Regions from separate parts of the Mus musculus genome. Here all the other regions are linked to region 5. Evidence: chromatin loops called from intact Hi-C (ENCODE). Cell type or tissue: heart. All regions are shown on one strand. Region 1 holds the start of Amn1 (antagonist of mitotic exit network 1). Region 2 holds the start of Caprin2 (caprin family member 2). Region 3 holds the start of Ipo8 (importin 8). Region 4 holds the start of Resf1 (retroelement silencing factor 1). Region 5 holds the start of Sinhcaf (SIN3-HDAC complex associated factor). Region 6 holds the start of Dennd5b (DENN/MADD domain containing 5B). Region 7 has its middle 18 kb from the start of Dennd5b.

Region 1 (4,000 bases), 240 kb after region 5:
CTGTAAGGCCCTGGACTTGATACTTAGCACCACAAAACCTAACAAGCCAGGTAGGTGTCTTAGTCAGGGTTTCTACTGCTGCAATGAAACATCACGACCAAGAAGCACAGTGGGGAGGAAAGGGTTTATTCTGCTTACACTTCGACATTGCTGTTCATCACCAAAGAAAGTCAAGACTAGAACTCACATAGGAACCTGGATGCAAGAGCTGATGCAGAGGCTATAGAGGAGTGCCACTTTACTTGACTGCTTCCCCTGGCTTGCTTAGCTTGCCTTCATATAGACCCCAAGACCACCAGCCTAGAGAGATGGCACCACTCAATGGGCTGGGCCCTCTCCCTTGATTACTAATTGAGAAAATGCCTTATAGCTGGATCTCATAGAGGCAATTCCTCAACTGAGGAACTTTATTTGTGGTAACTCCAGCTTGTGTTAAGTTGACACACAAAACCAGCCAATATACCAGAATAGGTAGAGTCTTCTTTAGCCTCTTTTAAAGCAATGTAACCAACATGTTTTAGGGCTTCAAATTCTGGCCATCTGAGAAACTCATACCTGTGTCAAGCAACCACAAATTCTGTTTACAAACACACACACATTCTTTCTTCCCTTGTGCTTGCATACACATCCCCACACAAACATATAATAAAGGTATTGAAGGGTATTGAGAAGGGAGGTGTCAGTTTCCTAAAACAGCATTCCGGTAATAGTTACTTCTCAGTACCTACTGTCCTTTTCATTCAACAATCTCTTGTGAAAACCTTAAAAGCATTTCAGTATTCTCACCCTTTGTAATGGCTATAAGCTTCACATTGGACATCTCATTTAGTTATTTCCCTTTAGAAAAGCATCCATATTGTTCTGTGGTATGGTAACAATATTGTCAAATTGCTTTCTGGTAAGTCAGCTTTAAGTTCTATCTACACAAACAATTGTGGCATACTTGCAATCCCAGAACTCTATGGGTACAAGCAAGAAGGATCTTGAAGTTCAGGGACATCCTTTGCCACACAATGAATTTCTAGCCTGTTATGCTACATGAGACCCTGTCCTCAAAAAGCCAAAGCCAAAGCTGGTGCTGATAACTCAAGTCTATAATCTCAGCATTTGGAAGGCTGGGGCAGAAGACTCAAGAGTTCAAGGTTAGCCTGACATTGTGGGTCTGAGGCCAGCCTGTGCTACATAAGATTCTGTCTCAAAACAAAAGGGTTGGGGATATAACTGAGTTGGCATTATGCTTGCCTCGGGCTCAGGAGGCTGAGGTAAACTGGGAATAATATAGTGTGTGTCTGTAATCTCAACATTCAGGAAATGAATGAAGAAGGATCAGAAGTTTAAAGTTATCCTTGGCTACACACACAATGTGTTCTAGGCCAGCATAGGCTACATGAGACTGTCTCAAGGAAAAATAAATAGCAACAAAACAATACAGAAGAAAAAGCTGGAACTTAGGCAAGAAATAACATTTGTTTATGTACTGTTAAGTCAACAACGGAACCAATGTAGTCTTTGTAGTTTCCAATTGTTAAACCATTCCTGCTTTTCTGTTAATAGTTTTTCTTTCTAAAAATAGAAATAACAAGTAATACTAAAGCCTGCCTCTAACTCACTATATGGCTGAAGAGCCTTGAACTTCAACTTGAATTCTCAAGAAGTGTTTGGATTAAGGGCTTTACATATGTTAAGCTGATTCTTACAAAGACTCCTTGAGACAGGTACTAATACGCGATTTGCTTGGGTATGCGTGTGTATTACAACATTACCCCGTTAGCTTCGAATTTGTGGCAATCCTGTTTCAGTTTCCGGATAGCTGGGATTATAGGCGTGAACTGCCACGCCCTACTGTTATCCGAATTTTAGAAAGCTCTCCTGTACAATCGGGAGAGATTGTTACTGTTCATGGTCCCAAAGCTAGCGAGTCACGCCGGTATTAGTGGAGGTTTGTTGGTCCAGCCTGGCTCCAGGTTTCTTTTGTTCTGCCTTCACCCTCAACGCCCACCTGAGACAGGCCATCGGGTGGAGCCGCCAGCCCCACGGTGCACCACAGTCCTCAGAGACCAGACACAAAGCCGGGACAAGGACTAGGAGCCAGCAGGACGTGAGGGAAGGGACTGGGAGCTGGGGCGGACTCACAGTTCCAGGAGCTGACTGACTACTCCGGACAAAGGCATCGCGGAAGCCCTCTTAAGCCTGGACGGCAGTTGCGGCCCTCCACAACCAACTTCCGGTCGCGCAGGACTGGTAAACCTAAATGACGTCACAGAGTTGGACCTGGGGCGTGGCCACATTAGGAGCGGAAGAGGAAGTTCAGCGCTCTCTCTGGGCAGAACTGAGGGCTGCTCAGAACTAACTGGCACAAAATGTAGAGGCATCCAAAGCGGGAGCAAAGCCCCCTGGGACTTGTAGTTCTTCCTGCCCGCTATTGCCAGTTACTGCTTCTCCTGCCCAAGAGTCGCCAGAAGTCGCTGTCCAGGCAAAGGCTAATGGCAGGTCACTGCTTTTGCTGGTGCGATGCCAGGTCCCATGAAGCAAACCAAGTCTCTAGTCAGATACAGACACCGACTTCAAACACGGGGTTTACAGGACTGCAGTAGTCATCTCCACAGAGTGCGCCTGAAGCAAGAGCTGAACCATGCAGTCCTGGGTCATTCCAGGAATGGGACATATTAAGGCCTGTTCCGTTTAACATGACTAGCTATTTTGATTTTAGTCTCCATATTGCTCATAAGGTGAAATTAAGTACAGGTTCTCAGATTGTGCTTCCTAGAAGTAATTATTCGTAGCTGACATAACGTTCTCCATAATACTCATGCTCTGTTAGCTCAATACTCTGGAAACCCCTAACTACCACCTTACCCATCTCACTTAGTACCAGTCAGCTTAGAGGGCAGCTCATAATACTGATAAGACTAAGCGACTCTGATCGAACCCTGAGATGGCTCCAGGAGAGGGTATTAGGCCTCAAGGGAGAATTTCTCGCTCCCGACCCCAGGACGATTTCGCAGAAATGACTGACAAAACACTTCTCAGAAAAATCATACAACGTCCTGGCTGAAGGCCACCTGGGCCCTCTGGGGAACGAAGTTACTCTCCCAGGATGATCTGATATTGGCCCAGCCAATCAGCCAAAAGGTCAGCCTAACAACTTATCACCAAGGGCTTAGGTGTTGTTACTGTAATAGGCTTAAAAATGTATAAAAGGTGCTTGTATGTAGGGTCGCCTCCGGTCTCTTGGTCTCTTGCCTGAGAGACCGCTGAAGGTCGATCCCAGCGGACCAGAAAAATAAACCTCTTGCTTTTGCATGGATCTGAGAGTCTCATTTCACTTCGGATGGGGGGGCGGGGGTGTGTGTCTCCCGGCAGGTAATGATACTCTGGGGCTTTACAATGTCTTCTGCACTTGGTTTTCCTATAACCAGTCTGCCCTAGGTAGCACAGTCTGGTTCCCAAGTCCTTTCTATGTCCCTAATCGATAAGCCTGAATTAAGTAGTCAATAAACTTTCATCATATCTGAGATTAGTGTCCAAGTGGTCAGCGTGTGGCTATTCATGGACCCCAACAGGTCATATTCATTATAATCCTTCTAAATTGAAATTCTTTGGCCTGTTTTTCAGATCAGAATGTTAAGGTCTGAGAATTTGGGAATAATTCACTATGAAAACCAAGTTCCAGGCAACACAATTTATTCATAAAACTAGTATATCAGGGAAACAGCTGGGTTCAGAATTCAAACTGTCAGTGGGACAGGGCAGGGCAGGGCAGGACAGGGAAGGACAAGACAGAGCAACCTTTTAAAACAAAACCAAGCCGGGCAGTGGTGGTGCATGCCTTTAATCCCAGCACTTGGAAGGCAGAGACAGGTGGATTTCTGAGTTTGAGGCCAGACTGATCTACAGAGTGAATTCCAAGATAGCCAAGGCTACACAGAAAAACCCTGTTTCCAAAACAAAACAAAACAAAACAAAAAACAAAAAAACAAAAAACCCAAAAACAATAGTA
Region 2 (4,000 bases), 51 kb before region 5:
CTAGAGAGAAACCCTGACTCAAAAAACAAAAACAAAACAACCTTCCTAAGGTTTTACTAGGTTTTCAGCACAATATAGATCCAGATACTTATTCAGCTTTATCTGTCAAATGCAGATGAGAATCTCGACCCAACAATGCATCCCAAAGAACTGGGATGACTGGATCACAGGCTAAATGACTCAGGAAGTAAGAAATTATCTAATCTTTACCATACAACTAACTGTGATGTTAGGCTAGTAAGAATCCAAGTCTCTTTACAAAGCTGTCTACAATACTTTCACCAATCTTAAACTGGTATCTAGCAGTGGGGAAAAATAATAAATGCTGAAACACTTTCTGGCTCATGGTAAAATGCTTCCAGAGACTGCAGCAGCCATACTGCTGTATCACTTGCTACAGTCACAAGGAAAACGAACTAAACTATCAAGCTATTCCTTATCTAAGCTACAATAATATAACTCAAGAAATGCATCAGACCTATAATAGCCAACTCTTCAAATATTTCAAAAGCAATGTGTGAAGAATAGTTATTCAGCTGTGTCGGCAAACAGAGCAAACATTTAGCCTGGATGCTTAATTGTTCCCAGGCAACTAAGTCTCAAGGTCGATTAAACTTGCAAGAAGATCTATGTTCTCTGATATAAAGAATGTCGAATCCTTAACCTGGCTTATGGTAATGCACACTCAGGGATGGGAGGGGTAGAAAGGTTACCTTCTTCTTCTCGATGTTCCTAATTTTGTGTTTAAGGCATATAAGTCCATTATCAATATAGGTTTCATATGCCTGGGAAGGAGATGCAGCAGAACTGAGAGTAGACTGCAGGGGGCTCAGAGCCCGCTGGTTTTCCCCTTGCTGATCCTGGTTCACTTGGGACTTGGCTGACTTCATACTTCCCACTTTTCCCTCCTCTGAATGGCCGGCCTGAAGGTGACTGGTAACCGAAAAGGGATGGAGAGAGTTGCACCACTGAAACAGATGAGGCTAAAGGATGGGGGCAGGAGGAGTTAAGTACCAATGTAAACTAAAGGTGCACAACGAGGAGCTTCTTTAAAATGAAATGAAGTCAAAACATAACGTTGATTCAGACAGCGTACTTCCACTCCCCTACTAAGGTTAATTGACACAAGCAATAGCCAATAAAGACAGTCTATACGTAGGCAAAATTTACACTATAGGAATGTTTCCAGAAGTTCTATTCCCCACATGGAGAACTGCTAAGCAAGCGGAAGGCTTCTGATCTCATTCTGAATAATTTCTATGGTCGGGGGCGGAGGGTGAGGGTTGCAGCCACAACTTCAAGCTATCTCAAAGTCTACGTGAACCAAGTTTCTTGTACTAAATGACAACACTCTTTGACTGTCCAGGACCTAACCAAGTGCATCCCCCTGGACACTGCTGCCAAGTCTCACAAACTGTACGCCGAGGTGGCTTCCAGTTGTGTTTACAGTAACTCACAATCACTCACTCCTATACTGGCAAGCCTTCCGCTACCCGCACCAAGGAACCGGGAAACCAAGGAGTCGGACACTTCAACTCTATTCAGAAATCCTGCCCGTAAGGAGCAAGACCAGAGCTAGACAGCCCCTGGACACCATTGCTCGTTCAAGTGCCCCAAGGGCCCGAGTAGAGGAGCCCCAGTCAGGGTCACAGTCTAAGGGCCCACGCAGCCCACCAGACGCAGAGCGCTCTGCAAAGCCGCTGAGAAGCCCGACCCCAGAATGCTGGGGCACCACGCTTCTCCACCCCGCCGCGGCCGCGCAGACCCACCCACCCCGCCGCCGTCCTGCTTCACCTCCCCGGCTGCCTCCGAAAGCGCGCGGGAGTCCTGCGCGCTGCAAAGTGGGCGAACTCCACCCCGCACTCCCTTCTCCCCCCGCGTCCCTTCCTCCCGCCTCAGCTTAGCCTGCGGCCACCGCCGACAGTGCACCCAGCCAACTCCGCTGCTCGCGCCCAAGCTGTCCCCCTCAAGGCGCGCGCAACTTATGTAGGCCGCGCACGGCGCGACCACGCCCAAATCCCGCCTATTTCCGGTCCTCTGCCCCGCCCTCTAGCACGCGAGCTCCCCTCGGAGGCTTCGCCTTCCGGTGTCCCCTCCCACTCCCCTCTCGTGCGCTAGACCACCACAGTCCGCCCTTTTCCGGTACCCGGGACCTGCGAGGGACAGGTCCTTTCCGGTGCCCCTCTCTGCAAGCCTGCGCTTGGCGCGTACCTTCCCTGCGCTTCTCTGTTGCGCCTGAGGCTGGTGTGAGATACTGCACCTGGTAGCATGGATGGGCCCGCTTGTTTCAGCCAGCACTGGTGCAGATGATTTCAATTCTTGGAAAAGAGGCAGCAAGTCCTGCGCAGAATGACCAGATAAGCCAGCCTTCAGGCTCTAATGGTTTAAATGGGCACTTCTAAAATACAAGAGCACCCTTGCCCCACAGATGATTTTTCATTGTAGAATGAGTCAGAGGACTCAGCCTGTAAGAGCAGCAGAGTAGATGACTGCAGCCTTTGTAGTAGGAGGGTATGCGCCAAGGCTATGTGTCGCTATGAAGCAATTCATTTCATTGGCACTAAAAGAGTTGTTAAAATTATTTGTTGGGCCGGGCAGTGGTGGCGCACGCCTTTAATCCCAGCACTCGGGAGGCAGAGGCAGGCAGATTTCTGAGTTCGAGGCCAGCCTGGTCTACAGCGTGAGTTCCAGGACAGCCAGGGCTACACAGAGAAACCCTGTCTCGAAAAAAAGAAAAAAAAAACAACAACAAAAAAAAGTTATTTGTTGGGTTGCATAAAGTTAACAGAAAACAGGAAGAATGTCAGCTTCTGAAGGACTGGTGGTAGTTCCTGTATCAAATGAGGTTTTAGGGGTAGATTACTCCCTAATACCAGGGAGGCAGGAACAGACCTAAACAAAAAACACTACCTCATAAACTAAATAAAATAATAAAGTTAATAAATTAAAACTTGTGCCCAAGTATTTTACCAAATAGAATTGGTTTTAAGTCCTATCCTTGAGGCAAGGGTAATTATTTAGAACAGGGCAGTCAAAAGCATAATCAAGTAAATAAATGGAAAGTCTGGACAAGACCACCCAAAAATCACCTTGGCTTTGGCACTTCTTGTTACCTATTACATGTTTACCTGCATGTATGTTTATGTACATGGTTGCCTGGTTCCTGCTGTAGGTCAGAAAAGGGTGTTGGATACCCTGGAACTGGAGTTATAAACAGTTGTGAACCACCACGTGGGTGCAGGGAATTGAGCCCAGGGAGGGCCTGTGGAAGAGCAGCCAGTGCTCTTAACCACTGAGTCATCTCTCCTCCCTGTCCTATTATGTTCTTTAATGTTGTATTTTAGCTTTGAATCTCTGAACTATACCTGCAACTTGAATATTAGACAAACACTATGTTGTCTGTTTTCCTCATTTATAACTAGAGAAAGAACAGGCTGCTGAACTGACCAATAGACTTACCTTTTGCCACACAGAGTGGCCATGAAGCCTGTGATGAGCACACCTTCAGATAACTGAACTGACACATTTATATTTGCATATGCCTTTGTTGGCCTATGCTAATAATGAACCCAAAAATAATATTTCCAACCAGGGGTTGTGGCACATACCTTTACAGGCACACAACTCCCAGCACTCAAGAGGCCGAGGCAGGAAGATTATAAGTCTGAGGATAGCCTGAATCTCCAGATTTACCATAACTATCATTTGGGCCATTAGATTGAGATATAATCCTAACTACTCAATGGGAGAATTGCTAATAAATCTGTTAATTTATTTAATAACATGGGACATAGGCTGAATCAAGAGAAAATACAAAAGCACAAATAATTAAATTTCAGTTGCAATAAGGGTATAGTTTGTATAAGCTTGTAATAACACTAGTAAGAGAATACCCCCACAATAATGTTGCAGCAGTGTTTTCTGAAAATTAAAAAAGGAGAATGACATACACACACAAAAAAGGAGAATGAATTGGGAAAAACTCTCAACTTTTCATGCC
Region 3 (4,000 bases), 120 kb before region 5:
TTTCCTTTTTGAGACATCAAAGCATCCTTTTTGGCCATTCAATTCAACAAAACCTTGTGTGTGTTAGGATTACAGGACTGAGCAGAGTTGGAAATCACATAGGTAAGGCCTCAGGAATTCTTGGTTGAACACTCTACAGCCGAGCCAGATAGATATTAACAGGGTCTCGACTTTCGTTCTTACCTCTTGAGGATCCTGGATTCACGTGTCCCTCAAACACCACAGATTGTCAGTTAATATTTCTCTTTCAAGATTCAAAACATCTTTTATAACAAAAACAAACCTCTACTAGGGCAAACACACTGGCCAAGAAGAATCCTTATACTTCAGGAGGCACAGAATTGCCTGGGGAGCCACTTAAAACACAAACTTGTTTCTATTCCCAGGTTTTCAGGTTCTTTACATCAGGGATGAAGCCCATAATTTGCATACCCAACCGTTTTCAGAGAAGCATAGGCCACTGGTCTTAGCAACCCCTCAAGATCCACTAATTAAGGAATATCCCTTCACACTTGTAGCAAGCTCAATTGTCAAGCCATGTAAGGAAATTTTAATTTGTACATTTTAGTAAGAGGATGATAGTCCCTCTTACATGAGCAGAACCAGAGCTTGTGATATTACAATTCTGAAAGGTTGGGCCAGATGTGGTAACACACACCTTTAAACCCAGCAGACTAGAGGCAGAGGCAGAAGCAACAGGCAGATTTATGAGTTCCAAACCAGCCTGTTTAACACAGAATTCCAGGTTAACCAGAACTACACAGTGAGACCCTGTCTCTGAAATGAAAGGAAGAAAAAAAAGGAGGAGGAGGGAGAAGTATGGTATGGACAAAAAAAAAAAAAAAAAAAAAAAAAAAAGACGAGAGTAACACTGGAACAATGAATGTCTAGACTGCTTAGAAAAATGGAAAGCAGCTAAAGCAAAGTCACACACATTTCAGTATTCCAAAGAAATGCCTCAAATATTGTATTACTGGCCGGCCCAGTCTTTGAAATGGTACGGGGAAACCGCGTGCCCTTCCTAGAACTCTCTCGGACAGTGCTGCCCAGCGCTCCAGCAATACTGTGCCATGATCCACACTGCCACCGCCAGAAGCAGGCGAGGGGCAGGGTTTCCGACAGCAACACCTGAAAAGGGCGGGTCCGGAGAAAAGCTAGCTTAGCTTTGGTGAATTTTCCCACCGCGTCTCCACGTAAGCGCATTAAAGGAAAAGAAAACACACCCAAAGACCACTATCAATGGTTTCGTAGCTTCTTTGTGCTATGTGTCCAAGAGAACTGAGCAAGTGCACCAAGAAAAGGACAGATAGCCAACAGGTGCTCCAGTTGCTCCGCAGGGGTCCTGGTCTCAGGCTGGGGTTGGAGGAGAGAGGGAGAGAAGGGAGAAGAGTAGGAAAAAGAGAAAGAGGGGCAGCCCCTCGCTCACCTGGTTAAGCTCCGTCTCAGCTGCAATTCTCAGCTTTGGGTCGATAGTGCCCTTCAGCGCCTGGATGATCCGATTGAGGTCCATGTCCGCGGGCGGGAGCTCGGGTCCCAGAGCCAGCAGGCCGGGTTGCAGCCGGGATGTCTCCTGGCCCTTTTTGGCCCCCTCTACCTCAGGGGACCACCTCACCCCCACCCCCTGCCGCTGCCACCACCGCCTGCAGCTACTTGCTGCGCCACTCTGACTCCGCGCCCCCTGTCCTCCCTCCTTCCCCCCGACAACTCTCTCTCCATTCACCTTTTACGACAGCCGGTGGGAGGTGGAAGAGGAAACGGAGACTCCTTTACGGCTGCCTCTTCCCCTGGCGTGCTGCACTGACCAGCACCCGCCAGAGACGCCATGATGCTCGTCTCAGGAGCCGGCATTCATTGCACAGCGGTGCTGCTACAGGAAGTCGCTCAAGTTTGTTCCAAACACCAGACTCCCGCAGACGGCCGCCATGATGCGGTACGGAAATCCTAGCTTGTCCACCCACTGGTGTGACCAAAGTAAGTTAATTGGCCTGGCATCTATTTACAGTTGTTGCAAATTAGGCATATCTAAAGGGAGTGGTACTTTTTGTTCGAGAACTCTGAACATCACAACTGAGCTGTTTCAAGACAAACTTACTGGAATCCTGAACTTACGTAGCTTACAGAAGAGGTTTCCTTTAATGTTTGAGCGCCACCCTTTATCCTGCCATTCATTCTTTGAACATTTGTTAAAAATGTTTACAGACAGGCACCATGTTATAATAACAAGATAAAATTTAATGCAGGTTTGTATGTATGAAAACTCAAAATCTAATAGATAATCAAATGTGTGTGTGTGTGTGTGTGTGTGTGTGTGTTTCTCTTTAGAGTGTAAAAACACAAAAATGCAGTAGTCAAGGAAACTATATGACCAAAAGTGCCCAAAATGTCCAGACTTTCACTGTGAAAGGCAAGAAGGGTTATGCTGTTTCCATCTACAACTGCAAAGCATACAAAACATAAAGTAAAGATGATTGTGGGCAAATGCTGCTGAGATGTGATCCTCCAAGGAGCATATAATTACGATGTATTGGTTCAATTAAATTTAAGAACAGTGTAGAAAATGAGACAGGATGTATGCTATATGACTGATTGCTTCCAGCAATGCCCATTTCAGTCCATTATGCACACAGCCATCAGAATGAAAAATGCATTTTCAATTTGAAATGTTACCTTTGCTACCTGCACCCCCAATTTCCTTTACTTATGATATCAACTCTAATAGACCTTTGAGTGGAAACATCTAGTTTCTTTGGAAAGTTATGTCAAATGATGGTTTGCAGGAGCACACAGGTGGATGTCAGTGCTAAAGCAGACACAGGTAAAAGGATATTTTGCTGGAGCAGACACAGGAAAAAAGTTTTTCCTCTAGCAGACACAGGTGAAAGGATGTCTTGATATAGCAAACACGTGAAAGGATGCTTGATGAAGGAGTATAAATATGACCCCCAAAGACAGTGGGAAACAAGCAATGAGCGTTGGTTTGCTCTGCCTTGCTAACACTCTATGAGCCTTCTATTGTTGCGTTCAACTTGTGGTAACACCAGCACTGAGAAAAATTCGTCCAAGAACTGCTTGTGAAGTTCCTGCAGCAGCTAGTAGCTTCTGCTGGTGAACCTGGCAATTTCTTCAGGATTGAACAACAGCTTCTGGTTCCTGCCTAGTGTCTGCCTGCCTAGAGAACTGGTCTGCAGCTGCTGAGTCTTATTTGGTGATTGCTACAGGACTGAACTACTGAGAAAGATCAAGCTCACCCACAAAGAAATACTGCTGAACAGGCTCACTCTCCCCGTACCCTAATAACTTTTCTCTTCCACTACTTCTGCTGGATGGTGGGCTAAAGGAGAGGGTGAACTCTTATTAAAGTAGGTTGCAAAAAATTATTACAAGCCTTTTTCACTGTTTTTGATACAAGATCTCTCTTCATAGCCCAGGCTGGTCTCAAACATGGGGCAATCCTGCTGCTTCAGCCAAGTGCTGGTATTCCAGCCATGAGCCTCACTTCAATGTCCTCTTTTCTACTTAAAGCCTATTCTCCTGTCTTTCCCTTTAAAATTTTACACTTGTTCTCCAACTCACTCATTCCTCTACTATTGAACTATTCATTCCTGACTACACATCATTTCCTGCTTTCCAACTCAACTACTGAAGAGTACCTTTGACCTATTGGGCTCATTGATAACACTATGTGTGTCTAAGGGAAAGAACACGTGTTTGTAATACAGCTTTTTCTCTTCATACTCAGTGATCAATCCTGTTCCTTGTTTTTAACCAGCACTATTCTCTCATTCCCTCAGTACCTGTTCTGAATCCTTCAGGACTTTTCTCGGGTACCCCACTCCATCTTAAAAAAAAAAAAAAACTACAAAAATGAGCAAAGCCCTGGCAGCTCCATTCACCCATTCCCAGATTCACCTGTGTACCTGTGCACCTCATTCCCTACATCCTGAATGGAATCTCTCCCATCTTCTCCAGAGTCTGGCTCCATAAACTCCACCTCTATTTT
Region 4 (4,000 bases), 360 kb after region 5:
ACTTTGTAGAACATTTTGCCATTTCATTTGCAGATTGATAATGAGGTCATCAACAGCTTATCTTTGTTGAAGCCTGCCCCCACTAGCTGTAGCCCTTTTTTTTCCATGCCTATCAGCGATTTCATATTGTTGCTAATAATATTCCTGCCAGTCATTAACACAAAAAAATAACTTGACTCAGAGAAAGGTCATGCTGAGCACACATCCTGTTATGTTTGTTAATCTTAAGAAATTCCACAAAACTTTAGGTAGGACCTGTTAAATCAAAGGTCAATATGGATTGTCATGTCTAAAATGGCTTGTCAGAGATGATCACCAAGCAGTGCACCTTCGTGCACCTGAGTTTGAGCTCACTGTGGTTTTTGTGGCTGACATTGAAGAATGCTACTAATAATCCAAAAAGTTATGATTATAATACTCATGTTATCTCAAATTTCACCCGTTTGTAAGACCCCCACCCTCGGTCAGTGATACTTACTTCAAGACAACTCCAACACTGAGACAGATAGATGCAAAAAGCAAGAGGTTTATTTTCTGGTGCGATGGGATCGACCTTCAATTAGTCTCTCAAGGAGAGTGACTAGAAGGTGACTCTGAACAGCTACTGCAGTTTTTATACTTTTTAAGGGCACAGGTTACATCAGAAAGGTTACAGTTCAAACTTATTGGCTAACCATATTGACCTTTAAATCTATTGGCTAGAAAGCATGGGTAGATCATGACGTGCATTTGAACTCTATCTGGGACTTTCCAGAGGGTCAGGTGACTATCAGTCAGTACATTCTGTGGTTTTTCTGAGAATTGTTTACTCAAGAAAGTTCCTGTGGGTGGAGAATGGAATTTGACTTGGTCTTGACCTCAGGTGGGAGGGAGAAGCAGAAGTGGGGAGAGGGAGTGTAAGACTGGCAAAAGCCCTTAGGGTCCTTCATGTTCACCACCCATGTACCACCCTCTGTAGAAATCATAGTTTTAGGGGTCAAAATGAACCGACCAAGTCTACAGCTGCCAAAACAAGATTAGCAGTTCTCAGAAAAATAACAGTTCTCGGAAAAAGTCTCCTGCCCCACCTCGCACTAAATTCCGAGAAAAAACACAAACTGACCTTCTTGCCAGAATTCCCTGAAACATTAGTAGCTGACCAATGAGTTTTAAAATATACTGCTGCTTTGCTGACCCATCATAATATGGCTGTCCAACCCTCCACAAAATGTATAAAGGAACTATGCTTTCTGAGCTCTGGGGTTGACCCTCCCTGCGACGTGTCAGAACAATAAACCTCTTGCCATTGCAGCGATCTGTTGTCAAGTTGTGTTTTTGGGCTTGCGCACCCAGGGTAAAGCCTCGGAGGTCTTACACCTCCATTCCTTACCTAGGACCAATCAGCTTAAAAGTTAGCTGATAATACTTTGCCTAGTAAGCCTACTGCTTCCCTTCTTGCCCATTAAATGTTTTGTTATTTTCCCTATAAAAAGCCTACCCTGAGAGCAGACTAGGAATATAATTATGTTTCTGAGTTCTTTTTGCAGTCCTGAAGGTTTATTAATAGGGTAAGTGTTCAGTAAGTTGCTTAACTGGATCACTGTTCATATACTTTTGTTAGTATATGAACATGAATCTCTGAAGAATGATATCCCAGACTCAAATACTATGCAACAGCAAACAGCATTTATTGAACAAATTCCTGCACTCAGGAGCCCAATTCCATCAGGCCAATTCACTCTTTTCAGTTTGTGTGGCGATTCCTGAACCCCAACAATATATTTCCACTGGCCCTTGACGTTTCACTCCAGAAGCCCTTGTAGAAATATAGTTTTAGCAGTCAAAATGACCAGACCAAGTCTAAAGCTGCGAAAACAAGATTAGCAGTTCTCGGAGAAATAACTATAACAAATAATAACAGTTCTCCTGTCCCGCCTCGCACTAAATTCCAAGAAAAACCACAAATTGCTCTGACCTTGCTGCCAGAATTCCCCCGCGACATTGGTAGCTGACCAATGAGTTTAAAAATATTCTGCTGATTTGCTGACCCATCATAATATGATTGTAAGGCCTGGGGGTCTTACACCCTCAGGTGATTCTCATATAAATTCTAGGTGCAAGGCTGAGCTTTTTTCTCCCCTCAGACTGTAGAAGGCACACCTGCCCGGCACTAGGACCGCGGCCCTGGTGCAAGCGCTCGGGGGCGGAGTGGGGACCCAGCTGGACCCGCCCCAACGAAGGCTGCCACCAAACCTCTGCGCGCTCTGCGCTTGGCAGAGGCCTCGTCCCTTGCTATTGGCGTGTAAGCACCCGCCGGGCGGCAGGTCTGCTTCGGATCGGGCTTTTGTTCGGCCCCCTGGGCTCGGGGCTGGGTTTTCGCCACCTCTGTCCCGGCGGAGGGGCGCCGCCCGGGTCCTCGCTGTACCGCGGGGTCGCTGCGCGCCGGGCGGGCGCGGTCTGAGGTTGTTGGCCCGAGAAGCAGGCGGGCTTGTTGCAGCTAAGCGTCCCTTCCGGTTTCGGAAGGAGAAGCAGAGCTTTGTTTTGTTTTTCGGTTTCTTTCTGTCTCGGTCTTCCGCTCCTTGGCCCCCCTGCGACCCAGCGGAATTGCCTTGCGCTCCGCCTTCGAGCGCCCAGGCCTGTGTGAGCGCCGCGGCCCGCAGCATCTTGGAATCTGTTTGCATTTGTGGTACTTAAGAGTGCCTTCCTAGAAAAATGGAAAAACAGGTAAAGTGGGTGAGCTGGCTTGCATTTCAGTAGGCCAACTACAGAACTTGCGTGGGGATTTAAATTGTCTGCTGGGTGTGTTACAGTTAAGGGGAATCTTAAGTTTGTTTCTTGTTACCATTCAGATATACTAAGGTCTTAGTTATTGCTCCACTCAGCCCCCATCAGGTTCTCTTTTATCAGTCCACTAAAATTACTAAAGAAGTATTTTTGCTTTGGTATTAAAGGGCAGTAGTGGACTTGGAGAAGCCCGCTTGAATTCTAGTGGCAGGGAATATTTTGAGAGTAGCCTAATTCAGTAGTTTTGTTTTTAGCACAATTGAAATAAATTCAGTAAACTTAGTATGGTCTCAATGACACTGTAAGGGAAATGTACTAGACCTTAACTCTTGCTTTCTTGTTTCTTGATTTTCATAGAATTAGAGGCGTGAATACCTTGTGGAAGAGATTAAAAGGTAAAATTGTATTTACAGGTAAGTTTGCCTTTTATAAAGCCTATCCTGGTTCTACTGGATGACTATTTGCATTGTACCGTGGACTAACTTATTTTAGAATAAAGAGTATCATTGAATCAACACTAGTTAAACCTACAGAACTTGCCTAGCATGTGCTTGCCTTCAATTTTTGCATTTGGGAGACCAAGTCAGACAGATCTTTGAGTTAAAGGCTAGCCTAATCTACATACCAAATTTCAGTTTAGCTAGGACTGCATAGTGAAAGACTCAAAAAACTATCACCAAACAAAACTGTCACAGATCCAATGGGACACAGTAGATTTGATGGCAAAGCTTAAGAAATAATGTTGTTGGTATGGTACTTAACAATTTTATTTTTTGCCTTCATGAGATAGAGGAGAGATGATTTTTGCATTTTTTGTTTTGTTTTGAATTTTGGCAGTGTTCGAGATAGAACTCAGCCAGATTGCTACCCTGGAAAAGATTATGGTAGCTGGTGAATTAAAGTTACCTAGGCAGAGGCTAGCTCTTATTTTTGGTGGGAATGTAGTACCAGGGACTGTTTCTTATTTATTTTTAACTTGTTTTAATTTATGTGCGTAAGTGTTTTGCCCACATGTAAGTGTAGTTTTGTGTGCTTGGTGTGTAGAGCTCAGAAGAAGGCCTGGATCCTCTAGAACTGGAGTTACAGGCAGTTATAGCCACATGTTAGTGCTGGGACCACTTTTAGGGCCACAACTATTGAGTCATGTCTTTAAGCACTTATACTTAGTGATCTCTAGGGTTCCAGTCCATGACCATAAAACCTGTTAGAAAGCCTTTTCTGCCTACGAGGGCTATGG
Region 5 (4,000 bases):
AGTTCCACTTCAAAGGCGGATGCACGGACCTCCCAGACGCGGCCTCCCGTGCCTCGGAGCCCCGGCCACGCGTGCGTCCCGCCGAGCAGCGCTCCGTCGCTCCGCATGGGTGACCCGCAGGCCGAGGCGCCCCCACGGACACAGCCTCGCTGAGCCGCCGCTGAAGTTTCCGAGAGGACCTAAGGGACAAAAGCCGCCCCGCGCCCCGCCCGGCCCGCGCCGCTCGGGCACACGCGGCCCTTTGTTGTCCGGCGGCATCGGCGACGTCGGGGCGACCCGGACCCGCGCCCGGGGACCCACGCGAGCTCGGGTATCCTGAGCCACTGGTCCCTGGGGCCAAACTTTTGCGGAGTCCCGGATGAGAAACGCCCAGAGGTCCCCGCCGCCGTGCATATGCTGCGAGTTGGCGACTTTCGCTGTGCTTTGGAAACTGGCAAGACGCCATCACCAGGAAATCACATTGTCCTGCTCCCGACAGCCCCGACGGCGACCGCAGCCCGCGGCTCACTCCGAGCTGGACACTGAGATGTAGCACGGTCGCGGCCCTAAGCACGTGGCTTGTCAGGTGAAGCACACACAACAAAAAGGGAAAAAAAAAAAAAAAAAAAGAGTTGGGTGCCTCAAGCAGCGGACCGCGCCGCCGCCTTCATCCGCACTGTTTGGTGCCGCGGGCCACGGCCACCCCTCCCGTGTCGCCCGCACCCACGCTACAGGTGACCAGACGGACAGCGAACTTTGGGCTGCAGAGACCACTCGGCACCGGCCGAGTGCAAAGACCGCGTGCTGCGCGCTCATTGTCGCAGCCGCGTCCCTGCGGACTTCTCCAACAACGCCACGCCGCGTGCGTCGCGCCATCCCGGCGCTGGCCCTCACCAGCTGCCTTCAGCCTGTGTGGCCGCCGGCTCCAGGAACTGGCAAGTTAGTTTCCGAGCTCCGGCTTTGTTGTTCACCCGCGTGCAAACACCGTCGCGAGCGCCGGGGTAGCGCAACACGCGGGTGCACGCGGAGCCCAAGCCCCTGGCCAGAGCAGAGCCCACACGGGATCTGCGACCCCGACCCTGCTCTCCGGGTCTGCAGGAAACACTACGACCTAGAAAAGTCATTGTCACTTTCAGCGTGGATGCAAGTCCGCCGCAGCTCGTTCGTTTCCACGCTGCACTCACTTTCCCCACACCCTGACTTTCGGTTTACCTCAAATATCCTCCTCAATTAAGAAGCGCATCTCCAACGCCTCTGTACAAAAGAATCTGGAGTCCGGAGAGCACGAGGGCAGCGCTCCCCGCAATGCCATCTCCAAGACAAAACTTCCTGTGTGTTTGTGTATGGGAAGGACGGAGGAGGCGGGGGAGGTAAAGGGAGGAAAGAAAAAAAAAAAATCACAGAAAACAAAACCTCGGAGACAGTTTTGCACCGATGTCCGGACTAGAATCACTCACCTTCCACGCGCAGCAGCGTCCCCACGGTGCAAACTGCACCAGGCCAACCTCCTGCAAGCACTCCCTCCGCCAGCGCCGAGTCCAGAAAGATTGTCTCCAGCAGTTCTTCAGTTGCTACCGCGAACGGAGGTATAGATTCCGCTTTCCCTCTGCGCAGGCGCGGCTCCCGGGACCAAATTCTCTTGAATCGAGCTGATTTGCATACGGGCGCGTGCGCGCCGCGGGCTGGGCGGGGAGAGGGCAGGGCGTCCGCGCGCGTTCCCGCGGCCTCTATTGTCCTTTTAAGGGGAGAAGCGGCGAGGCGCGGGAAACGCGGCGGCCCGCGGGGACGGGGGCGGGTCCTGCCTACTCCGCAACGTCACGTAAACAAACGCCCTCCCCAGCCCCCGGGGGAAAAGGAGGCGACGCGGGGGCGTGGCAGGACGCGAAAGGTGTAAAGGTGAGCGTTGTCCTCACCGAATGGCACCCCTTAGGAAGCTACTGAGCTTGGAAAGTTCTGGAAGCTGCTTTTGCAGCATTCGCGCACCTATGCCCAGTTTCTGGCTTGAGGTGGCAGAGAAAGTTGTCGTGGAACCACTCAGTTTGTACTTGTTCCTGCCTTTCCTAAACTCTGTTTGAAGGTGAGCTTTACATTTTGTCTTTCAGGGCCTGCCTGGCTTGTGAGACTGCTCAACTGGTACTTTCAAGTCTGATCACCTGAAGGCAATAACCAACTTCTGCAAATTCGCCCCGCGCACCACATGCACACACAAATTAAAATTTCAATTCTCCAACAGAGTTTTCGTTCTTTGGGGCTTTGATGATAAATTGTTTAATAAAGTCGCATTTTGAAATGGTCCATTCAGTAATTCCGTCTTGTCCCTCTCAAACATGACCCAACCCATAACTGAGTGGTTTTGCTTTGCTCACTTGAACTGAAGTTTTCAAGCCTCTGCGAATTTCATGGTGGTAATTACCGTGGGAATGGTGCCACTTTCTGAAAACACACAAATCCTCCAGCCGTGAAGAGCTCCTCTGCCCAGAAAAACCACTTGTGAGGGGAGAAAGTGGAAGCAAAATACACACTATTCCTTGTGGAATATACGATAATCGAACATCAAAATGTTTCTAAAGAAAACCTAAAAGGGAGGTGATTGTAGAAGAAAGGGAGTAATCTAGAGAAAACAAAGAATAGGGAGGTTCCAGACAATGAGGAGGGAGGAAAAAGGAGGAAGACGCTTAAGTAACTTTTCAGATGAAAAAGTAAGAAATGAAAATATAATTGTGATACTCCTTAAGCCCAGCGACCCATAACACCTGGTTCAGTGATCCTGGGAGGATAGGTAGGAAAGAGAATGTTTTTTCACCAAAACTTGATACTGGTCCTTTGCTGCAAAGTATGGAAACCAACTATAAAAACAAACAAAAAAAAAAAAGACAAGATTCACTGCTTTTGCTGTATGCAGATTCAAACAAATATTTCTGAAATGCTACTTTAATTCAATAGCCAATTCCTAAAACACAGTTTAAACCTACTTGTGAAGACCTCAACGTTTTTTTTTTTTAAAGTTCTGTAACACTCTTCCTGTAAAGGAGTAAAATAAATAAACCTGACAACTGTCACTAAAATACAACTCTTAAAGGCAAAGATTTTTCCCTTATGTTTGTATTCAGGCACCTAAAACAATGCTCACCACATGATGGATTCTTAGTAACTGCTTATAAAATATACTTGAATTTTTAAATTTTCCTATTGGTTTATTGCAAGTTAAAATACCTTACAGTTTTTGCATTTGACCTAAAAGGAGTTTGGGGGCTTATAGTGAACTTTAATTGACATCTTTGTCCTTAGGTAATAAAATTTTACAGCTTTAAGAATTTTTTTTCCGGGCTGGTGAGATGGCTCAGTGGGTAAGAGCACCCGACTGCTCTTCCGAAGGTCCGAAGTTCAAATCCCAGCAACCACATGGTGGCTCACAACCATCCCTAATGAGATCTGACTCCCTCTTCTGGAGGGTCTGAAGACAGCTACTGTGTACTTACATATAATAAATAAATAAATCTTAAAAAAAAAAAAAAAGTTTAAAAAAAAAAAAAAAAAAAAAAAAAAAAAAAAAAAAAAGAATTTTTTTTCCAGCCAGCCTTGGTGGCACACGCCTTTAATCCCAGCACTCAGGGAGGCAGAGGCAGGCAGATTTCTGAGTTCGAGGCCAGCCTGGTCTAAAAAAGTGAGTTCCAGGACAGCCAGGGCTATACAGAGAAACCCTGTCTCAAAAAAACCAAAAAAAAAACAAAAAACAAAAAACAAAAACTAAAGACTTTATAACCTCACACAAAACAATTACACTATTTTGCTACTTAAGTTACTATAATGTGCAACTAGCAAGGAATCAAAGCAAGACAAATAATTTGACACTATTAGGTACAGTATTGTTTACATCATAGGAAATGCCTGCATTCTCCCCAAACCACTGCTGTCAAGTAAAGATAATACTTTAGTGTAGGTATAATGGTACACACTTGGAGTTCTAGCACTCTAGAGGCTGAGGCAGATGGATCTCTGTGAGTTTAAAGCCAGCCTGGTC
Region 6 (4,000 bases), 150 kb after region 5:
AAACACCTGCCAAATAGCTGTATGATTCCTAAACCTTAAATCTGTAAATTCCTAGTATGCAGGGGTCACAACCACCCCTAATTCTAGTTCCAGACAATCCAACACCCTCCACTCTCTTCTAAATGCTGAAGGCACCAGACATGCACATAAACATTCATACACATAAGATAAATCTAAAAAAAAAATTAAAAACAATTCCTTCATTATATTACTAGCACAGAATATATTTTTTCAGATTTTTATACTGTTTAAGTGTGTGTGTGTGTGTGTGTGTGTGTGTGTGTATTAGAGAAAATGCCCTCAGAGGCCAAGTGTGTCAGCTCCTTTAGAACTAGAACTAGAAGTGCTTATAAGCCTCCTAATCTGGGTGCTAAGAATCAAACTTGGGTCCTCCTTCAGCAAGAGTAGTGCATGTTTTCACTGAGCCGAGTATTCCGCTGGCCCAAGAATCTTTCTCTTCTAAGTAGTAATACAATAAGAACAATCAAAAGAACAATAGGAGATACTGCTTTATGAAGACTGAGGTGAATGGAAAGGGCAAATACAGGCTTTTTTATTTCATCATTCACCTGTCATAGAAGGCCCAAGAAATCCTAGTTGTTTAGAGGAGTCCTAGAAAAATATATTTTTTACTAGCCCAAAAAAACTCTTTCTCCAAAATCACTATTGCAGACACCCCCCCCCCCTGCAACTTCATGTCCCTTAACTATACTATTCTTAACATGTACATGAAATCTTAGCTGAAGAAACAGTAGGATTATATAATTATACATACAGGGAAAACTTGGTATTTCATTATTCCTCTAAAACTATACTTAGTTTTTGTTAACATTTTACTGTGAAGCTGACTTAATAATATGCTCAATTAAGACGTGAGACTGTATTAGTAAAGGCTGACCCGTTTTGTTTACTATCATTTATTATTTAATACATTCTTCCCAGCCCTTTCCTCAAAGGAAGAGAGAAAAAAATCTATACTAGTGCAATCAACCTGGGATGGTATATTCCAAAAAAGCTGCTGTGAAAGGCTATGACCTAAGTGTTTAGCACTGACACAAATAAAGTTCTGGTGGTAGGCGTTATGTGTCTCACCCTTACCAAAAAAAAAAAAAAAAAAAAAAATCACAATTCAGATTCCAAGGAGGAAAGCGGAATGAAAAATTCAGTCAGTCATTTCTCCCCGGCCTGCTTTCTACATTTCGCATTCCCCGGTCCCTACCATCCTTCAACTGCCCGGGTTCCCAGGGTACGTTCCCCAGCTCAGTCCCGCACTGCGTCACCAAACCCGTCAAATGGGGGCCATGCTCCTCCAGTGACACCTCGGCAGTGATTCACGGCGCGCCCCTCTTGGGGAGGATTGTCCAACTACATCAACTCAGGAACCAGGCAGGGGTATCAACAAAGCATCAGGCCGCAACCCAAGCGTCCAAAGGTCCTCGCTAGCTCGCGGCACTGGCACTGCCAAATCCACAGGATTCCAAAGGGTGACTCGCTCGTCATCGCAGAACCAGGGGGAGGGGTGGCGCCGACCCAGAGCGGTCGGGGTCGATCCCGCTGGGCCTCCTGCCCGAGCGGACCTCACCGTAGCCCCGCGGTCCCGACTCCTTCATGGAGCTGCCGACCACCGCATCCGCCGCCAGGGCCAAACTTCACGAACCACTGCACAGCCCGGTCCCGCGCACCATGAGCCACCCGCGAGCAGCGGAGGGTCGGGCCCTCTGGGGACCCGCGCCGGTTACAAGGACCCAACACCCAGGGGCTTAGCCAGAGCGCGGAATTAACAACAATGTCATTATGTCGCCCACGAGTGCCCATCTAGCCGGAGCGCGGCTATAGCCGCCGACTTTTTGTCTGGAGCCCGCACCTCGCCTCCCTAGCGCCTCCAAAGCCAGCCCGGCCTTACCCGCCAGCTCGTCGGGCTCCAGCCCGCTGTCCGCATCGATCCCGCACAGCACGAAGTAGTGCGCGAAGCGACAGGCGGCCGGGGAGGACCCCGAGCCCGGGCCCGGCGCCGCGCTGCTACCGCTCATCCCGCCGCGCTGCCGGTGCGACCGTCGCTGGGGTTCGCGGAGGAGGCTCTCCGGCGTGAACCGATGAGAAGCCTCGCTGAGAAGCGTCGCAGGCTTCCCTCGCGGAGGAGGCCACCGCGGCGCTCCGACTGCGGTCTCCGCCGCGACCCTAGGACGAGCCCGGCGCGCCCATGGCCGCGCAATCGCCGCGGCCGGGATCCTTCTAGACGCTGGTACCGAGGAAGCGGCCTCGGGCTCGCGCGCGGACCGGAGGGCGGGCGGGATTCCGCCGCGGCGGGGGAGGGGCGCGCAGGGGGAGTGTCAGCTAGGGAGGCCCGCGCCGCCGCGGCTGCGCCCGCTGGAGCGCAGCGTCTGGCGCCCGCGGGTCAACTGAACCGCGCTGCGCGACGGGAGCGCCCGCAGAGCTCGGTGGCGCGCGGTTCGGGGCGCGCACCAGTGAGCTCGGAGGATCGGGGGCGCGTCTGGGTGCGTGCCCACCCGCGGTAATATTGAGGAAACCTCTCTTGCACGGTGCAGCCCCCAACAGTCGGTTGAGCACGAGCCGCAGAGCAGGATCGTATCTTCCAGAGAGGATGTCGCCCAACCCAACCTAAACAATAACGTAGCTTTGGAAAAGGGAGACAGCACGCTGAGGTCATTTCCCACAACGTCTGTACCGTATTTTTAAACTGTCATGCAGATGCTTAAACCATTTTAAGATCCTAGTCCCCGGCAGGACGTGGTGACTCACATCTATAATTCCAGCACTCCTGTGACTGAGGCAGGAGGATCCGGAGTTGGAGATGAGCCTCTCTACCTAGTGAGACTCCATCTCAACACACACAAAAATGAGGAGGGTAAATAACAACCTGGGTAATTGACTCTTAGCTTCTATCGTACCTTCCAATAATCTTCCGGAACCCTTGAAATGACTTCTCTTACCATTTTAGCTGGATTGTACTTGGGATGGGGAGTATTTATGCTTCCTGGTTCATTCTTTCCAGTATCTATAGAACCTTGGGTCCCACTTGACCTGCCATTTATATTTTAGTGAAGGAAAGAATGATGATAATCTAGGTAGTATCAGGATGGTGCTACTGGGAAAATAACCAACTTTGAAATCTGTAATGTATATGGACATTTAATGTTATGCAATTATTGCTTCTATTATACAGAGTACACATAAAAATATTTTACTGAGTATTTCTATTTTTGTTGGTGGCTTCTTGCAGGATGTTAGATTCTAAGCTAGTCAAATATAGCAGAAAACTGATTTATTGTTTGTGCTAATCAAGAAACATGCTTTCTGTTCATTTGAGCAGTAACTGATTTATAAAATTGTAAACAGTAATGATTTAGTTTTGTTTTATTAACATATATAGAATACTGTATTTAATCATGACATTTCCATACATGTACTTTCTTGTTTTGTTTTTTGAGACAGGGTTTCTTTGTGTGACAGCTCTCGCTGTCCTAGAACTCTATTTGTAGACCAGGCTGGCCTCAAACACACAGAGATCCTCCTGCCTCTGCCTTCTCAGTGCTGGGATTAAAGGCATGTGCCACCACAACCCAGCTTCATGTACATATTTTGATCATATCTTTTTATAACCTTCTTGTACCCCCTGTCCCACCCCATTCCCTCTGATCTCCTTCCTTTTCACACCAACTCCTTCTGCTTTCATTTCTTTAACCTTTTTGGTGATCAAATAAGTTCACCAAACTTATTTTAATTTTAAAGACTTTTTAAAATGACATTGTGTGTGTGTGTATGTGTGTGTGTATGTATGTGTGTGTGTGTGGGGGGGGGGGTTCTGTGCTTATGTACAGGTCAGGGAATGAGTTTCAGAAGTCAGTTTTCTCCTTCCATGATGTAGGTCCTGGAGATCAAAACCCCGATAGTCAGTCTTGGTGGGGAGTCTTTATCTGCTAAGGCAATTTTCTGATCTATGGGTTTCATTAGAGTTGATTATGGAGAATAGGTGAGCTTT
Region 7 (4,000 bases), 170 kb after region 5:
CATTATGAAGATAAAGGACTAAACCTCTGAAACTGTAAGCCAGCCCTAATTAAATGCTTTCTTTTATGAGTTTCTGTGGTCATGGATCTCTTCACAGCAATAGAACACTGAACAAGAACCTGCCTAATAAATCAAGGACCCTGGGATCTAGTTCCCAATACTATATAAAATATAAAATAAAATCAACGACCTTGTTTGGTTCATTGGCCTTTTAAAAATTTAATTTTGGAGATTGGATGATGGCTCAGTGGTTAAAAGGGCTATCTGCTCTTCCAGAGGACCTGGGTTTGTTTCAACTAAACTGAAGTGTCAGCATTTGTGTCCGTGTTGCTCATTTTAAGCTGTTTGGGGCTGGAGTTAGCCCAGCCTGTTGAGTGCTTTTTTAGCAAACACAAACACTTGGACTTATTTCCAGCACTTTGTAAACCAGGTGTGGTAGTGCACTGCTATGGTCAGCACTGGGGAGAATGGAGGTAGGATTATAAATTCAAGGCCTTCCTTGGTTTGGTAAGTTTGAGAACAGCACAGATAAGGCACAGATAAGGTCCTGTCTCAAAAACAAACCAAACTAACAAAACAAAAAGAAAACAAATAAAAACCCACCACCAACAACAAAACACAAGTTTTATTTACCATTGATCTAATTTTGGATCAAAAAGGGACACTAAGAACCTGCTGCCAAGCAAGTTTGTTCCAAACAAGACAAGTTTGCCAGGGAAGCATGAATGAGCTCTTGACAGACTTGTATCCAAGAGTCTCTAGGTCCAGTGAACACCTGCATTTCATCCTTTATCTAAAATACAACATGTGAAACAGGAAATATAAAATTTGGTAGTGTCAGTGTTCAAGTTTTACTTAGTCCCTGTTACTCTAAAAAAACAGTTTTGTTTTTTTTTTTTAAATCCTCCACAATCCATTTTCTGGAAAACAGCTTACTTCAAAGACCCGCCCTTCCTGTAGGACTTTAGTACGCCTTTCAGGTACTCCTCTTTGTTTGCCTAGGACAAGAACAGACAGGAGGCTTCACAATTCTTTGATAAATGATAAATGATTAGCTGAGTTGTTTGTTCCACTGATCACCAGGAGCAAAGTGCTTGTTAGTCAAACTTTGATTAAGCCCTTTTTCTTCCCAGGCCCCTGAACCTTGGCCCACACTCAGTCTGAGTCAACAAGTGTCCCTAGAGGACAACTGGCCTCAGGGTTATTCTCAGATCAGCACACACCCTTTCCATAGTCTCTTGTTGAAATAGCGCTCTTCTACTGCAGAGGCTCCCTGACCCTCTAAATGTTACTTTTAGATAAAAGTCTCTCTTTACTAAGTCTGGATTTTTAAGTTTAAAGATGCAGAAGTACAAGACAATCTCTCAGCTCCTTTGAGCTTTAGCTAGTGCACACGTTGTTAATACTCTTCAGCCCTGCTGGTGAATTTCTAGTGATTCCAGTGGCTTGCTCTGACAAATGATGGTAAAGGCAGATAGTTAAGATGATGGAAAGATTGTTTGCATTGTCTTATATATACCATTGCATTTAATCCCTCTAACTTCTATAAAAAGTACTATCTTTCAGCTGTTTCACAGGTAGGGAAAATGAGGCCTGGAAGAGTTCAAAACATTCTCAGACAGCCCGTGAGTTGTAAAATTGGGTGCAAATCTGGATCAATCTGAGGTCACAATTGGTTCAGTGTTGGAAAACATCTTTACTCCCTCTGCACAGATCCTGACAGTACAGATAACCACAGTGAAGACTGACTGAGCCTCTCTCTTGGCAACAGCATTTGAGGGAAGGAGTTTTTGTAACAGTAGCCAAACTACAAAATTAATCATCCTGTTTCATACCTATTCCACACCCAGACCCTTCATTTTGATCTGAGGGACCTTGAGTGTTTACTTGATAATGGTATGGCTACGGATGAGAAGCACATGAAAAAGCTACTACTGTTCTGCTAGGATCTAGGTTGGTAACAACAGGGAGGACACATGTCCACCTGCTGAACACAGCCCATCTCATGGAACCGTTGCAGCTGCAGAGGCTGAGGTCTGTGGTAAAAATAAACACTTTTTAAAAGGAGTCAGAGTGTGTGAATTACATAAATGAATAAATACCCCCCTCTCCTGGCTATTGTGAGCATTGCAACAGCTTTATTAATGAGCTCCTCCACTAGGCATTTTAGAGTCCCAGCATCTTAAGGTCACAGCATTGGTGCTGGCCTACAATACCAATACCAGGAGGCTGTAGCAAGAGGATCAGAAGTTCAAGATCATTCTTGACTACAAAGCAAGTTGGAGGCACAGTAGGAAAACGTGCTTACCACCAAACCTTGTCTCCTTAGCTGATGCCACCACCTCCTCTTTTTCTTCCTCCTCCTCCTTTTTTTTTTTTTTAAGATTTATTTAATATTATATGTAAGTACACTGTAGCTGTCTTCAGACACACTAGAAGAGGGAGTTAGATCTCGTTACAGATGGTTGTGAGCCACCATGTGGTTGCTGGGATTTGAACTCTGGACCTTCGGAAGAGCAGTCGGGTGCTCTTACCCACTGAGCCATCTCACCAGCCCTCCTCCTCCTTCTTTAACTGAATCTTGTTATATGACTACCCGGGCTACCCTGGTATTCCTGATCTTCTTGCCTCAGCTTTCTGCTGAGATTACAAGTGTTACCTTCAAAATAAATTTACTCCAGATACCCATAATAAATAAATAGGAAGAATTTTTGAAGTATTTCAAAATGAGTTTATGGGTTCTCTTGAATGGCTGAGAATTTTGGGGAATTCTGATTTCTCAATCTGAATCATAATGACTGACAACTTATCCAAGAGGCTGAGGCAGAAAGACCGATGAACACTCAAAGATAGTGGGCTACACAGTGAAATCCTCTCTCAACAAAGATAATAAAGAACTGATATCTTCCAGTAATTTGAGAATACCACCCTAGTTTAATACTCTCTGTGACCTATGGAAGATTAAAGTTTCACAATCTCAGAAAAGTACAACTTACAAATAGTTGTAGGTCCTAATTTTGACATAATCTGAAGTCTAAAGATAGGGAGAAAGAGTCAGTGTTCTTCCATTTATGGAGAGAGTTCTACAATTAAAACATTCTTCAAAATTAAGGGATATTTCAGGAAGCTCAACTTCCTGACCCTCTTCTTTCTTTAGACAGGTTCTCACTACGTAGTTTTGCTTGAGCTGAAACTTACTATGTAGAATAGACCAACCTGACTCTAGGAAATCTGTGTACAAGGATGTTAATGTGTAAGTCTGTGTAAGACTGTGTTGCTAGGAATCAAACCCAGTGTCTGTGTACGTGTGCATGCTAGGCAAGCATTCTACCACTAAGCTATATTCCCTGACAGGAAACTTTTTATAGATTAAAGTGCTCATTACGTTAAAATGTTTTTTGATGATCTCACAAGGAGATAAAATGTTTTATTTTTCCCTGCTAGTAAAATTTTATACAATCTAAGAAAGTGGCCAGGCGAGATGGCTCTCTGGGATAGTGTTTCCTTTGTAAAACCCGAGTTTAATTCCAGGTTGTACACACACAAAATATATAAAGGTAATCTTTTACAAATGCCCCTGAAGCTCAACACTATATATGATGAGAAGGAAAGGTAGGGAGAGAAGAAGGAAGGAGGATGCAAAACAACTCTGAGGTCAGATTGCTAGATTTGGTATTCCAGATTTCAAAGGGGTAAATCATCTGTTCCAGCAGATAAAAGCCACCAGGGCTGCATTGACTGGAATAAATCTATAGGCTCTTGAAAGAATGAAGTTAGTCAATTAACCCCAAGACTACATTTGAAAGTATTTGAAAAGTTACATTAGAGAGGCAACAAAAATCAGATTATATTCTGAATGTCTAATAGTCCAAAGGTCACATGGTAATTTGCATTGAACTAAATACATTAAGTAGCAGGTTGTCTTCTTTTCCTCCTCTCCCTCCTTCTTTCTCTTTCTTTTGTCTAGGGTCATACTTAGTGTTCTAGACTAGCATCAAAC

What was found. Hi-C counts contacts between places; a loop is a spot of excess contacts. Peaks named below come from ENCODE experiments on the same cell type or tissue, not always from the same donor. Only the 100,000 strongest peaks of a DNase experiment are listed, where the experiment ranks them.
Region 1: a loop joins it to region 5, with 4 times the contacts of the local background. A loop is called at or near these places in 2 of 42 quality-filtered maps.
Region 2: a loop joins it to region 5, with 4 times the contacts of the local background. A loop is called at or near these places in 3 of 42 quality-filtered maps.
Region 3: a loop joins it to region 5, with 4 times the contacts of the local background. A loop is called at or near these places in 2 of 42 quality-filtered maps.
Region 4: it touches region 5 in a loop (5-fold over the local background); 4 of 42 quality-filtered maps call a loop at or near these places.
Region 6: a loop joins it to region 5, with 2.9 times the contacts of the local background. A loop is called at or near these places in 16 of 42 quality-filtered maps.
Region 7: a loop joins it to region 5, with 4 times the contacts of the local background. A loop is called at or near these places in 10 of 42 quality-filtered maps.

The regions. Positions count from the first base shown.
Region 1 is chr6:149,186,473-149,190,472 of GRCm38, forward strand. Amn1 (antagonist of mitotic exit network 1) reads right to left here and starts at 2,240. Exons shown (of 7, transcript NM_001113424.1): 1 at 2,134-2,240. The coding sequence starts at 2,171. In heart, a CTCF peak has its summit at 2,331; a DNase peak (open chromatin) is centred at 2,299; H3K4me3 peaks cover 2,001 bases; H3K27ac peaks cover 1,815 bases.
Region 2 is chr6:148,894,224-148,898,223 of GRCm38, forward strand. Caprin2 (caprin family member 2) reads right to left here and starts at 2,014. Exons shown (of 19, transcript NM_181541.4): 1 at 1,795-2,014; 2 at 714-933. The coding sequence starts at 890. In heart, a CTCF peak has its summit at 2,107; a DNase peak (open chromatin) is centred at 2,018; H3K4me3 peaks cover 1,928 bases; H3K27ac peaks cover 1,399 bases.
Region 3 is chr6:148,829,738-148,833,737 of GRCm38, forward strand. Ipo8 (importin 8) reads right to left here and starts at 1,730. Exons shown (of 25, transcript NM_001081113.1): 1 at 1,427-1,730. The coding sequence starts at 1,510. It overlaps 2610017A05Rik (a long non-coding RNA gene), which reads left to right and starts at 1,883. Exons shown (of 2, transcript XR_869626.1): 1 at 1,883-1,971; 2 at 3,128-3,377. In heart, a CTCF peak has its summit at 1,812; a DNase peak (open chromatin) is centred at 1,794; H3K4me3 peaks cover 2,152 bases; H3K27ac peaks cover 1,250 bases.
Region 4 is chr6:149,307,202-149,311,201 of GRCm38, forward strand. It overlaps Resf1 (retroelement silencing factor 1), which reads left to right and starts at 2,213. Exons shown (of 5, transcript NM_026054.3): 1 at 2,213-2,703; 2 at 3,121-3,176. In heart, a CTCF peak has its summit at 2,271; a DNase peak (open chromatin) is centred at 2,300; H3K4me3 peaks cover 2,508 bases; H3K27ac peaks cover 2,094 bases.
Region 5 is chr6:148,944,856-148,948,855 of GRCm38, forward strand. It overlaps Sinhcaf (SIN3-HDAC complex associated factor), which reads right to left and starts at 1,615. Exons shown (of 6, transcript NM_019643.4): 1 at 1,437-1,615. 3010003L21Rik (RIKEN cDNA 3010003L21 gene) reads left to right here and starts at 2. Exons shown (of 2, transcript NR_144294.1): 1 at 2-1,565; 2 at 2,082-2,274. RefSeq lists an enhancer at 1,778-1,812 and a cis regulatory region at 1,793-1,799. In heart, no CTCF peak of the experiment used is centred here; DNase peaks (open chromatin) are centred at 216, 966 and 1,656; H3K4me3 peaks cover 2,393 bases; H3K27ac peaks cover 2,509 bases.
Region 6 is chr6:149,099,280-149,103,279 of GRCm38, forward strand. It overlaps Dennd5b (DENN/MADD domain containing 5B), which reads right to left and starts at 2,401. Exons shown (of 21, transcript NM_177192.3): 1 at 1,904-2,401. The coding sequence starts at 2,030. In heart, a CTCF peak has its summit at 1,594; DNase peaks (open chromatin) are centred at 1,472 and 2,342; H3K4me3 peaks cover 2,862 bases; H3K27ac peaks cover 1,884 bases.
Region 7 is chr6:149,117,982-149,121,981 of GRCm38, forward strand. No RefSeq gene overlaps it. Among named protein-coding and RNA genes, the nearest start is that of Dennd5b, 18 kb to the left of the region's middle. In heart, CTCF peaks have their summits at 1,206 and 2,121 (motif pointing left); DNase peaks (open chromatin) are centred at 1,160 and 2,030.